2 separate regions of the Homo sapiens genome follow, and region 1 is linked to region 2. A link is a contact called in ENCODE Hi-C data. All regions are on one chromosome and are shown on one strand. The core of a region is the stretch at or near the end of the contact, and the rest is flanking DNA. Distances in the headings are between cores, read along the strand shown.

Region 1 (6,456 bases), core at 1,741-4,240, 590 kb before region 2:
GCCTTGTTGTTTTTAGAAACGATATTTTTTCCTGTTAGCTTGTGAAAGTTGATTGGGTCATTCTTGTCATCCCCAACTAAAACAGTGTCAAGAGGTAAAGGGAAAAAAAAGCACTCAGGGCACATAACATTGCTCCAAAAATGTAATTATCTGTAAGCCTGGCTGCTGAAACTGCCCGCTATAACCTAAACCAGTTTTTTTGTTTGTTTGTTTTGAGATGGAGTCTCACTCTGTCGCCCAGGCTGGAATGCAATGGCATGATTTTGGCTCACTGCAACCTCTGCCTCCAGGTTCATGTGATTCTCCTGCCTCAGCCTCCCAAGTAGCTGGGATTACAGGCACCCGCCAACATACCCAGCCAATTTTTGTATTTTTAGCAGAGACGGGGTTTCATCATGTTGGTCAGGCTGGTCTTGAACTCCTGACCTCAGGTGATCCACCCGCCTCGGCCTCCCAAAGCGCTGGGATTACAGGCGTGAGCCACCGTGCCCGGCTGACCTAAACCAGTTTTATCTAATTAGCTGCTAAAAACAACCTGCAGTGACTCTAAGGATCGTTTTACCTAGTTGCCATTACTTGCCAATCAAAACTTGCCAGCTCCCCAAAACCTTACTAGTGACAATGAACTTTCTTAAAGAACAATATACAACAGTTCTCTTTTTTTGTTGTTTGTTTTGATATAGGGTCTTGCTTTGTTGCCCAGGCTGGAGTGTTCCGGTGTGATCACAGCTCACTGCACTCCCAAACTCCTGGGCTCAAGTGAACCTCTCATCTTGGCTTCCCAACGTGTTGGGATTACAGGCATGAGCCACTGTTCCTGGCTATATTTCTCTTTTACAAAAATAAAACCTCTAACCATCTGTTTGTTCTTCTGACGTACCAAAGACCACCCTGTTTGTGTGTATGCCCTGAATGGCAATTATTGCTTCCCAAATGTTTTAAATTTATAGATTTGTCTCTGTATTTTATTTTACTTGGACAGCCTTTTTCTTTTTCTTTTCTTTTTTTCTTTCTTTTTTTTTTTTTTTTTTTTTAGATGGAGTTTCACTTTTATTGCCCAGGCTGGAGGACAGTGGTGCAATCTGGGGCTCACTGCAACTTCTGCCTCCCGGGTTAAAGCAATTCTCCTGCCTCAGCCTCCCCAGTAGCTGGGATTACAGGTGCCCGCCCCCATGCCGGGCTAATTTTTGTATTTTTAGTAGAGATGGGGTTTTGCCATGTTGGCCAAGCTGGTCTCGAACTCCTGACCTCAGGTGATCCACCCGCCTCAGCCTCCCAAAGTGCTGGGATTACAGGCGTGAGCCACTGCGCCTGGCTTGGACAGCCTTTTTGTACCCCTGATTCCCAGGAGAACTGCTGCTCTATTTTCCCATGGCTTACCTTGAAAAGAGTAGGATACTAGAGAAAAGGATGGCTAATCACGTGTTTACAAGCCATGTTTCAGGAGATGACCCTTGTAGCCCGGATATTTATTTGCCTCACCAAAATTCAGGTTCTAGGTGTAAGCCAGGATTTGGGGGATGGAACTGAAAATGCTTCTCCAAACGGTGAAAAGCGGGCCCAGCGCAGAGGCTGAGGAGGAAGGATCACTTGAAGCCAGGAGTTCGAGACCAGCCTGGGCAACATAGAGAGACCTCCCCCCACGCCCTGCCCACCACCGCCGTCTTTACAAAAAAATTAGCCAGGCATGGTGGTGGGACCACAGGGGCACAGGCTGAGGTCAGAGGATTGCTCCAGCCCAGGAGTTCCAGGCTGCAATGAATGGTGATAAACCCACTGCACTCTTTCCTGGGCAACAGAGTGAGACCCTGTCTTAAATAAAATAAAATAAATAAATAAAAAAAAAAGAAAAGTGAAGGCAACGTTAATAAGTGTCCACTATGACATAATAATAACCAGCATCACACACACACACAAATCTTGCATATATCACAAAAATCTCAGTATGGTAATTCTGTGGAGAAAAAAAAAAAGCCCATCCAGGTAAGCATAGAAAGTGTTTTTTCATCATCTCCCTTTGACTCCAAATGAAGAAGCAGAGTTCCCAATAGCATGAACTAGATGTTGGCAGAGGAAAAAGCGAGTCCTCGTCCTATCCTGGTGTAAACTTCTGATTCTGGACAATTCTCAGTAGGATTGGCAATGACTCTTCTAGGCCTCCTTGTGATTGTTGATATATTTTTTTTAATTTAAAGTTCCGGAATACATGTCCAGGACGTGCAGGTTTGTTACACAGGTAAATGTGTGCCATGGTGGTTTGCTGTAACTATCATCCCATCACCTAGGTATTAAGCTCCGCATGTATTAGCTATTTATCTTGATGCTCCCCTCCCCCGGTTATCAGGATTTTTAAACAGTTTGCTCTAATTCACTGACAGGATTCTTTTAGAATGAATCTAAAAAAGCTGGGAATCTTTAACCTGAGCGCAGATCGGATCACGTGGAACGGTGCTGGTGTTTGTTAAAAATTCAGATTGCCCCGAATTTTCGACTCAGAGGGTCTGAAGTGGGGCTAAGATCTGCAGATTAACGGGCTCCGTGGGAGGCTCCCTGCTGGTGGCCAGTCCCGGGGTTTAGCTGTTCACTGTTGCTACTCGTGCTAAACCACGGTCTAACACTACCGACACTATTAATCGCCCTGGTCCTCAAGACAGCCGCGACCCCAGACGGGTGAGGCCCTCATCCTCTAGCACCAGATGGGGCCTGGGAACTGCTGCTTAGCAGATTCAGCTACCCACGTGGTCACCCGGGGCAACCACAAGGTCGACTCAAAAGACCAAAATAAATGTATAACGAATGCCAGGACCAAAGCCGGAATATATCTAATCATTCATTTTGAGGTTTAAACTTAAAAATGTTACATAAAAAAATAAGTAACCTGCCAAAAAATGCAGAGTGGCGGCGGGGGCGGGGGGAGAGGTGGTGAACGCGAGGGGCAGTACTTCCGGGTCAGGTGGGCCGGCTGTCTTGACCTTCTTTGCGGCTCGGCCATTTTGTCCCAGTCAGTCCGGAGGCTGCGGCTGCAGAAGTACCGCCTGCGGAGTAACTGCAAAGATGCTGTCCGTGCGCGTTGCTGCGGCCGTGGTCCGCGCCCTTCCTCGGCGGGCCGGACTGGTGAGCACCGAAGGCCGGCATGATGCAGGCGGCCGGGTGGGGCTGCAGGGTGGTGGTGCGCCGGCTCGGGCGCTCTCTGCAGGAGGGCGAGGGGCTGTGGCGAATGCCGCCATCTTGCACCCGTGGCTTCTCCGGCTGGACAGAGCAGGCGACACAGGTGCCCTTTTGCTCGTCACCTGCGCAGAGGCAGAATGGTACAGGGCAGACAGTTAACTCGATGGTGTCCAGAGACAGGGCCTCAAGATTCCTGTCTTCGGCTGACAGCGGCCCTAGAAGGGGGATCTTGGGTGAAGGTCAGGGCTTGGGCGCTAGCTCTCCGAGGCCTGTTCTGAATCGGTGAGGTTCCTCTCTTTCGATTCTTAGGGTCGCGTCCCGCTGAAGGTCAGAAAACTGCTGTCAGCTCTTGTTGAAGCTAGTCAGTGGAGTCTGACATTGTGTGAAGGTCAGCAGGCCCAGCATTTCACCTCTGCCTGGAGCTCAGTTTAGAGGAAAGGAATAAATGAAGGTGGTTTTTGGAATACTTACGTAGGCTTTCTCTTAGTGCTGAATACGAAACGACCGTGAAAACGTCCTGCAGGTGCAAAGAACCATTTCATGTGGCCAGCACTGTGACAACAGTGAAGCTGGTTTCTAAATTGTCTCTCCGGCAGAGTGTGTGCTTTGTGGCACTTGGACGTGTTTAAAGAATTTGTCCTTGAGTTTTCCACCTGGTTTTGAGTAATTTTTAGTGATGGAGAATTCAAGTAAAAGAGAACAAGGTTGGAAAATGGCTGTAAGGATTAATACCCTTCGTTATTTGTTTCCCTTGAAATTAACATGATTTCAGTGTAAACGCATTGACACTGACACTTTTTTTTTGTTCTAAAAGTAATCTCAATTTGAAAGGTGAAATAAACATGTTGGCTGTTTTGCTGCCTTAACAACCGCTGGTAGCATCTTGGGTTTCTGTTAACAAAAAAGCATTTTTAACGGTTTTCATCTAGCTCCTATGGAAGGTAGAGGCTTCAGAATTGACAGTGACCAGTCGCAGTATTACAACTTGAAGGAGAAACTGAAGGAAGTTCCAGGTGGCTGCAGGATTTGTTGAGAGAGTAAAATAAGTCCACATGCCACAACTCTTGGTTTCTAATCTAACTCTAGCATTTATTCAGTTTTTGTTTGCTTGTTTTTTTTTTTTTTTTTTTTTTTTGAGATGGTGTCTCGCTCAGTCGCCCAGGCTGGATTGCAATGGCGTGATCTCCGCCCACTGCAACCACCGCCTCCCAGGATCAAGTGATTCTCCCACCTCAGCCTCCCGAGTAGCTGGGATTACAGGCACCCGCCGTCATGCCCTGCTACTTTTTGTAGTTTTTCGTAGAGACGGGGTTTCACCATGTTGGCTAGGCTGGTCTTGAACTCCTGACGTCAGGTGATCCGCTCGCCTCGGCCTTCTGAAGTGCTGGGATTACAAGCATGAGCCGTCGTGCCCGGCCGCTTGTTGTCGTTGTTGTTGTTGTTGTTTTTAAGTAAAATTGGAACTACTTTGAGTTTTGCCCCTTGTAGGAAGCTGTTTATCTTAGAATTCCTGCAACTCCATTAAAATACATCTAAAGTCAAAATAATAAAAATTGGGTACCTTTAAAGGGAAAGACACTTACATTTTGTTAACAGTTGCTTTTTTTTTTTTTTTTTGAGACGGAGTTTTGCTTTTGTCGCCCAGGCTGGAGTGCAGTGGCGCGATCTTGGCTCACCACAACCTCTGCCTCCCAGGTTCAAGCGATTCTCCTGCCTCAGCTTCCCGAGTAGCTGGGATTACAGGCATGTGCCACCACGCCCAGCTAATTTTGTATTTCTAGTAGAGACGGGGTTTCTCCATGTTGGTCAGGCTGGTCTCCAACTCCCGACCTTAGGTAATCCGCCCGCCTTGGCCTCCCAAAGTGCTGGGATTACAGGCATGAGCCACCGTGCCCTGCCAATAGTTGCTTTTTAAAATACTGACTGCCAGGCCGGGTGCAGTGGCTGACGTCTGTAATTCCAGCACTTTGGGAGGCCAAGGTGGGTGCATCACCTGAAGTCAGGAGTTCGAGATCAACCTGGCCAACATGGCGAAACCCTGTCTCTACTAAAAATAAAAAAATTAGCCGGGCATGGTGGTGGTCGCCTGTAGTCCCAGCTACTCAGGAGGCCGAGGCATGAGAATCGCTTGAACCTGGGAGGTGAAGGTTGCAATGAGCCAAGATCGTGCCCCTGCACTCCAGCTTGGGTGACAGAATGAGACTCCGTCTCAGAAGGAAAAAAAAAATGTGTGTGTATATATATATTTACTGCCCAGTAAATATATATTTATTTACTGCCCAGTCTGGGCAATATGATGAAATCCTGTCTCTATAAAAAAAATAAGTACAAAAATTAGCCTGGCCAGGTGGCGCACTCCTGTGATCCCACCTACTGGGGAGGCTGAGGTGGGAGGATCACCTGAGCCCAGGAAGTCGAGGCTGTAGTGAGCCGTGATTGAGCCACTGCACTCCGACCTGGGTGACAAGAGTGAGACCCTGTCCCAAAAAAGAAAAAAAAATAAGCCGGGTGCGGTGCTCACGCCTATAGTTCTAGCACTTTGGGAGGCCAAGGCGGGTGGATCACTTGAGGTCAGGAGTTCGAGACCAGCCTGGCCAGCATGGTGAAACCCCGTCTCTACTAAAAATATAAAAAATTAACCTGGTGGAGGTGGCGCACCCCTGTAGTCCCAGCTACTCGGGAGGCTGAGAATCGCTTGAGACTAGGAGGTGGAGGATGCAGTGAGCCGTCTCAAAAAAACAATAATAATAAAGTACAGACTGCATTTTAAAAATATGCGAGTGTTTACTGTGTACTAGGAGCTGTATAAAAGGTTTTCACATATATCAAAAGCTACTTTCCCATTTGACATTTTAAACAAAATGCTTTATATGTAATTAGCATTTTCACCAGTACTTTGATCACACTAAGCTGGCATTTGTTTAAGCTTGTAAGTTTTATAAAGGCTTTGTTAAAAATCAAATTTTTAAGAATACTTTTGCACTAGGTCTCCAGAAATGCTTTGGGTTCATCTTTCATTGCTGCAAGGAACTTCCATGCCTCTAACACTCATCTTCAAAAGACTGGTAAGTTATTATTTCTCAGTCTACGCCGCACTTACTAGATGAAGATATAAATTACATACATCGTATAACTGTGGTGAGTTGTTTTTCATTTGTTAGTTTTTTCTCTAGTTTGTATAGACTCTCAGGTTCTTAAACCATATTGTTACCATTTAGCCCTGTCATGGTTCTCTTGTTATAGTCAAATGAACTACTGTTACATATTTTTCTTTTGATATTAGTATGG
Region 2 (6,317 bases), core at 3,710-6,209:
GGACTCTTCCAAAGGCTTGCAATACCACTGGCTATACAGGAGGCTCCAGGATAGAGTCATGACCATCTGAAGTCCCTGAGTTTGGGGCCATGGGTCCTCTATCCTAGCATTTTGCCTCAGATGGATCTGAAGGTTTGGGGGATGCTGGCATTGTTATCCATGAAATCAACTCAAAGGTCATCTGTCACCCCCCAATATCTTGATAATTTGTAATTCTGTTTACATGTTTACATATTTTTGTCTCATTTGCAAGACCAGTTTGTTAATTCCCTGGAGTAGGCATTTTTGTGTGTGCATGATGCCTTGAACCTAGTAGCCCTTTGATAAAGTCCAGTTGAGGGACTGGGCCTGTGTCAGACAGCTTCCAGTGGCCCATCAGAATGGAGGATTCCAGAAGATTGGGTGACCCATCTAAAGGACACTGGCCATTCTGCAGAAACATCTTGTAGAAAGTTGAGCACCCATTAGTAGGCTGGCAAGCAAAGAAAAGATGAAGGCTGTATTAGTCTGTTTTCACACTGACGATAAAGACATACCTGAGACTGGGCAATTTACATAACAAAGAGGTTTAATGGAGTTACAGTTCCACATGGCTAAGGAAGCCTCACGATCATGGCAGAAGGTGAAAGGCACATGTCACATGGCGGTAGACAAGAGAAGAGAGCTTGTGTAGGGAAACTCCCCTTTTTAAAATCATCAGATCTCATGAGACTTATTCACTATCACAAGAACAGCATGGGAAAGACCTGCTCTCATGATTTAATGATCTCCCACTGGGTTCCGTCCCACAACACATGGGAATTCAAGATGAGATTTGGATGGGGATACAATCAAACCGTATCAAAGGCCCTGCCCTCTTCCAAATACTAATAGAGGAAGAGAAGAGTCACAGCAAGAACCCAAGTGAAGACTAGCCTGTAAACAAGTCAACACAGGAAGACTCAGGAGGTCAGCCCCAGCTAGAACATGAGATCTACGCAGAACAATTTTTCAGAGTTCTGAGATGCCTCTGTTGAGCATGTTGGATGATGATGTTTCTAAGTATTCCAGTCTTTCTTACCTTTGAGATAAGCAGAGTACATGGAATCTATTTTAAGCTTGCATTATAGGATTGGAGTGGTACCTGGCAGGCTCTTGTTTGTTCAGGGATATTTGCCCCATTGCCAGATGGCCCCAGATTGCCATGTTTTTCTAGTTGGTTCTTCTTACCTTTTCTCACAGTTCCTATTTATTCCTGTTGTATGTTTCTGCTTCCTTATTTTACTTTGCAGTAAGCAAAGAGAGTCTGATGGGACTCACATGAGGGAGAGTTACAGGGACACTCTCACCATTCTTGTCAACTGGCCAATTTTATTCATTTCTCAAGTAGCTTAAAAGTCCCTTCTTCCAGGAAGATGTCCGCTCCCCAAACGGCAGCAGAAGCTCCTCTGCATTTTTCTGCCTAAGATACCTACCTCCCTGAACACAGTTACATGCTCAATAGGCTGCCTCCACCATCAGATTGTATGCCCACTGAGGACAGAGTCTGTGTCCCCACAGATTCTTTAGTGCCCAGGACTGCAGGGTGACAGTGAGTGTTCAATCCATATTTATTTAATGTGGATGTGTGTGACCTGAGGGTCAGCCTGGTCTCTCCCATGGAGGAAAGCACTTCCCTCAATGCTAGACCCTGGTTATGGGGCAGAGCTTACCAAAGACTGATTTCTGGGTGAAGCATGACATGGTGCTCCTGTGGTCCTCTCTGCTCCAGCCTGCCTTGTTTCCTCCTTGTCACTCTCTCATCTGACCTCTGCGCATTGACTTCTCTGCCGGTCATCAATGCTCTCCCAACTCCTCCTCTTTGGCAACCTGCCCTTGAGTTCAGAGACCACCTCCCCTAGGACCTTCCCTGACTCTACTTGAACCCTCCCCTCCTAGGGTCTGTAGTGCTCATTTCAGTGTGCCTCTCACAGTGGGGACCCGGGGTTATGATGTCATCACCTTGTGTAGTTATAATCTCCCTTTCTTACACAAAAAAGACAACACTGGAGCTGTAGGGATTCGTAGACCTTGTCCTGTCCATCTCCTTCAATGTACAGGAAAGGACAGTGAAGACAGGGAGCTCAAGTGACCTCCTCCAGGGTATATAGCTGGTGAGTGGTGATATCCCCTTGAGGAGGGGGTAAGTCAGGTTCCCCTCAGGGGAGGAAAGTCAGGTCCTCTCACTTTACGTCTGGGCAGATTCCAGTTCCCCTTCATTCCTAGGATTTTGTACACCATGGTACCCTAGCCCAGGGCTTGAATATCAGTTTCTTAGGACTGCTGTGACAAATTACCAATAAACTCGGTACTTCAGCATAAGAGAAATTCATTCTTTCACAGTTCTGAAGCTAGAAATCCACAACTAAGGTGTTGGCAGGGCCATGCTCCCTGTGGAGGCACTAGAGAAAAAATTTTCTGGCCACTTCTGACTTCTGGTGGCTCCTGGCATTCCTTGGCTTGTGGTGGCATCACTCCAATTTCTGCCTGTCTTCACATGCCCTTTGTTTCTCTCTCTCATGTCTTTTTCTGTCTCTTCCATTATTGGATTTTTGGGTCCGCCCTATCTAGGATTATATCATTTGGAGAGCCTTAACTTGTCTGCAAAAAACTCTTATTCCAAATAAATTCACATTCCAAGGTTCTGTGTAGAACTATTTTTTTGATGGGGCACGATTCAACCCACTACAGCTCGGAATTCAGCAAACACCCAGTTGCCACTGGATTACTGACAGATAGTGGCTCTGCTGGTGTGTGATCAGGCTAACTGGACAACTAGAAGAAGGCTCTGTGGAGGTGGTTGGGTTTGATGGGGAGAAGAAGGTTGGGTTTTCTAAGTGAGGATAAAGTGAAGGGCAGGTCTCAAAGGCTAGTGGGAGCAGGACTCCTGAGAGACTTGAGGACGGGGCCTCAGTTAGTGTGTGAGTCAGAGCTGGGAGGGGTACAGGACTGGACCTGACACCTTCAAGGTCCCCCTGCAGCCTCAAAGCTGGCTGCAGCCTTGAAGCTGGAAGCAGAATCTCCTGCTGGGAGGCTAGCAGACACTTTGCAGTAAGCAGGAAGCGGTGAGCCTCCCTCCCTCAGAACATCTTTTTCAAGAAGGTGCTTCTCTGAAGTTTTCAGCTTGGCCCTTCCTCCCCACCCTAGTTCTGCGGAGAGAAATCCACATCAGAATGGACAGGGTGAAGGCAAGTGGCCCCGTCACACATCCCAGTCAGCTACTTGAGAAGAAGATGAGAGAGGAGGCAAGGCTAGGCTTTGTGAAACGTGTAGGCGGGTCTGTACACAAACATCGGCTCATACAAATAAACCAAACCTGGCCAAAAATAACAGAAAAGGCAACAGATGCTTCCAATTAAAATGTCAGCGTCTCCTGAGAAGCTGAGTTCTCACGTGGTGTGGGTGCTCGGGGGGCCGAGGACTACTGGAAGGGACCACATATGGAAATCTGTTTGCATTATACCATGTCCCAGATGCCACGTAAGACACTGGCCTGACCTTGCAATTAGCACATTGGCTGTTTCTGGGGTGAGGTATGTGGGGATGCAGGGAAAACTCAGAAAGTTGTGAAAGAGTGATTGTTCCTGCTGGGTCCCATAGGAAGCAAGAAACCCAGGAGCATTCTCAGGGAATATTACCCTGTGGGCTCCTCACCCACTCCGTCTTCCCTCTTTTTTGGTTCCATTTTCCCATATTCTTCAACGTCGTTATGAAAGGAAAATGAATTTACATGGATAGCAGGCAGTCTTGGTGGAAAAAGACTGTCAAAGGCTGTCACAAGGATGTGGCAGGGGGTAGGAGGACAGAGGGACAATCCCTGCCCCATCTCCCTGTCTGCCCTTGGTGGTGGTGGTGGTGAGGCATGTAAGACACTGGATGCACACTGGACTATCCAAACAGCCTCTCCCTAGCCTGCTGTACTTCTAATCCCTCATAAAATTGTTTCTTTCCGATTTGCTTTGCTGTTTACTCATCATAGGTCCTCATTTCCCTTTGATCCTAGAGTCACTTTACTTTTATTTTTCTTTTCCTAACTCTCTTTCTTTCTAGCCCCATTGGGTAACTGCTAAGGAAACCAACAAAGGCAGCAATGAAACAGCAGATTCTTTCCCAAATCTCACCATCTCATCAAATCAAGAGGGAGTGTGTATTTGAAAGGGTGCCTTATTCTGATAAATGAATCTCCTTCTTCTCCTAATTATTTTTATTATCATCGCTATTATAATAAAATCCACATTTTATAGCTAAAGATCCAACTAATGTCCACAGAAAGGAAGAACAATGGGGAAATTAATGAACTGAATCCTCATTTGTGTTTCTGCAGGGGAAGATGATAATTTGTTGGTTTTAATAAGTTCCTGGATTGAGTTGCTTCCACAGGCTAGTGCTGCCAGGCCCAGGTATCCACTGGGTAATGCAAGATGTGTAACTCAAATATTTTTATGTGGATTCAAACACATTTTCATTTCTTAATGGTCACTATTACTGACCAGATAAGAGAAAGACTTATCCACATAAGGCAAACAAATGATTAGTTTTGACAACAGAAGCTTAAACAGGATATTAACTAGCAGCCATAGAGATGGGAAGGTTCTGGATGGGAACAGTTATGCAGACAAACCCACAGTATGGCTACTATGTACCAGGGTCCCATCCCTTACCATATGGCTGTGGTCTGGCAAATGGTTCACTGGCAATTCATTACCATATCGTTTGGAACTCAGGAGCAAACCGTTTATGATTAGCAAATTCATTATGCTATCCTTGGTACCTTAAGGGGACACTGTGGGCTTTCCTCCCCTGTTGTTATTTTAAGGACATATGACAGGGAAGGAAGAGCCCTCCCTTTTCCAGCTGCCTCAAAGTATTGTTTGCTGGAAAGTTTGCCGGAATCTAGATAGAATCTTTCAAAAGAAAATAAACAAGCAAAAAATCCCTGCAGTCATGAACTGTAGCCACAGCTGGAACTATTGGAACATTCCAGGAGATGAAAACAAAGATTCCCTCCTCCTTCCCTTCCATCTTACTGAGGACCCATCAGTCACCCTTGTGAGTGCACTTTAGCCATAGCAAGAGCAAGATCAGAGAGAAATAAGGACTTATGACCATTAGACCAGGAGACAGGAAGCGATGGTTCTGGAAGGGGCTCTGTTACTAACTTTGGGTAAGTCAGCTGAATCTTTGATCCTGAGGTTCAGAATCTGCAAAATAGATAAACTCCTCTCTGTTTTACCTACTTCCAGTGGTATCTTTGATAATTCAGGGATAATTACTCTGAATCTACCAGGCTGATTAAGCCACAGCAGATCAGCAGGTGAGGTATTGGAGAGATTTATTTTTAAGCCATTAGCAAAGGTAGGCAAGAAGAGAGGGGCACCAGTCTCTCTACTATCAATAGGGTCTGCCCACCTCTGTAATTTAGCATTTTAACTAGAGTTGCCAAGAAAGAGTACGTGGAGCTTTGCATAAGGTGAAAAAGTGGAGATTGTGTCTGAGAACTGACTAATAGGAATGTGTTTTGCAGAGACTAAAGCTTGATGGAGTAGTCAAAATTCCTGAAGAGGCAGAAAAGCATTAAGACAGGAGGGTTACAATGGCAAACAGAAAAGGGAAGGAGGAAAAATAAGAACCAGACACTGAGTTAGTCACGTTGGTGTGATTTGTTAAGCATTGGCTAGGGAGGGATGTGGCAGTGCTGAAGGGAAACTTGCTCAGTAAGCACAGAGCATGGGATGACCCCATTTTGGTTAATGTACATAACGTGGAGAGACCCCTTGTAGAGCTTGTTCCCTGAAGCCCACCATAGCCTGTTCCCTAATCTCAAAGCCTGACTCTAAGTAAAAATCCCAGGGCTTAGACAAGGGCCCTAATATCCTAAAAACAAACACAACAATCAAAAATACTATCACTCCCCTGCAGCATCAATCTGACCTAAAAGAAGCATGCTTGCCACAATCAACATTAATTACACATTTAATTAACTCTCACTTTATTTCCTTCTTAGAATTCCAAGGGTCTCTGGGCAAGACTTTCCATGGACCACATCTCTGGAAAGAGCTGCCCATGGAACTTTAAAATGATGCCTTCTTCTTGTGATAAATTTCCCTGTTGCAAGCAGTAGAAGCATTACAAAAGAAAATATTTTATTGATCATTCCTTAAAAAAAAAAAACCAGAAATAGGACACATAGGACACATAGGTCCTTATCAGAATCTTGTGGTTTGGAAGAAGCACCACCTAGAAAATCCAGGATCCTGGGTCTGAATTCTGGGTCTGGTGCTGATTCATGATGCAACATT

The links. A loop is a pair of places that touch in the nucleus more often than their neighbours do.
Region 1: a map of heart left ventricle shows a loop between it and region 2 (5-fold over the local background). The contact joins the promoter of ATP5F1A here to the promoter of SLC14A2-AS1 in region 2. A Hi-C loop is called at or near these places in 1 of 168 maps with a recorded cell type or tissue (heart left ventricle).

The regions. Positions count from the first base shown.
Region 1 is chr18:46,094,830-46,101,285 of GRCh38, reverse strand. ATP5F1A (ATP synthase F1 subunit alpha) reads left to right here and starts at 2,990. Exons shown (of 12, transcript NM_004046.6): 1 at 2,990-3,114; 2 at 6,155-6,233. The coding sequence starts at 3,055. RefSeq lists enhancers at 3,325-3,474, 2,391-3,590, 3,565-3,624.
Region 2 is chr18:45,502,789-45,509,105 of GRCh38, reverse strand. SLC14A2-AS1 (SLC14A2 antisense RNA 1) reads left to right here and starts at 4,959. Exons shown (of 11, transcript XR_007066352.1): 1 at 4,959-5,182. It also overlaps a transcript of SLC14A2 not described here.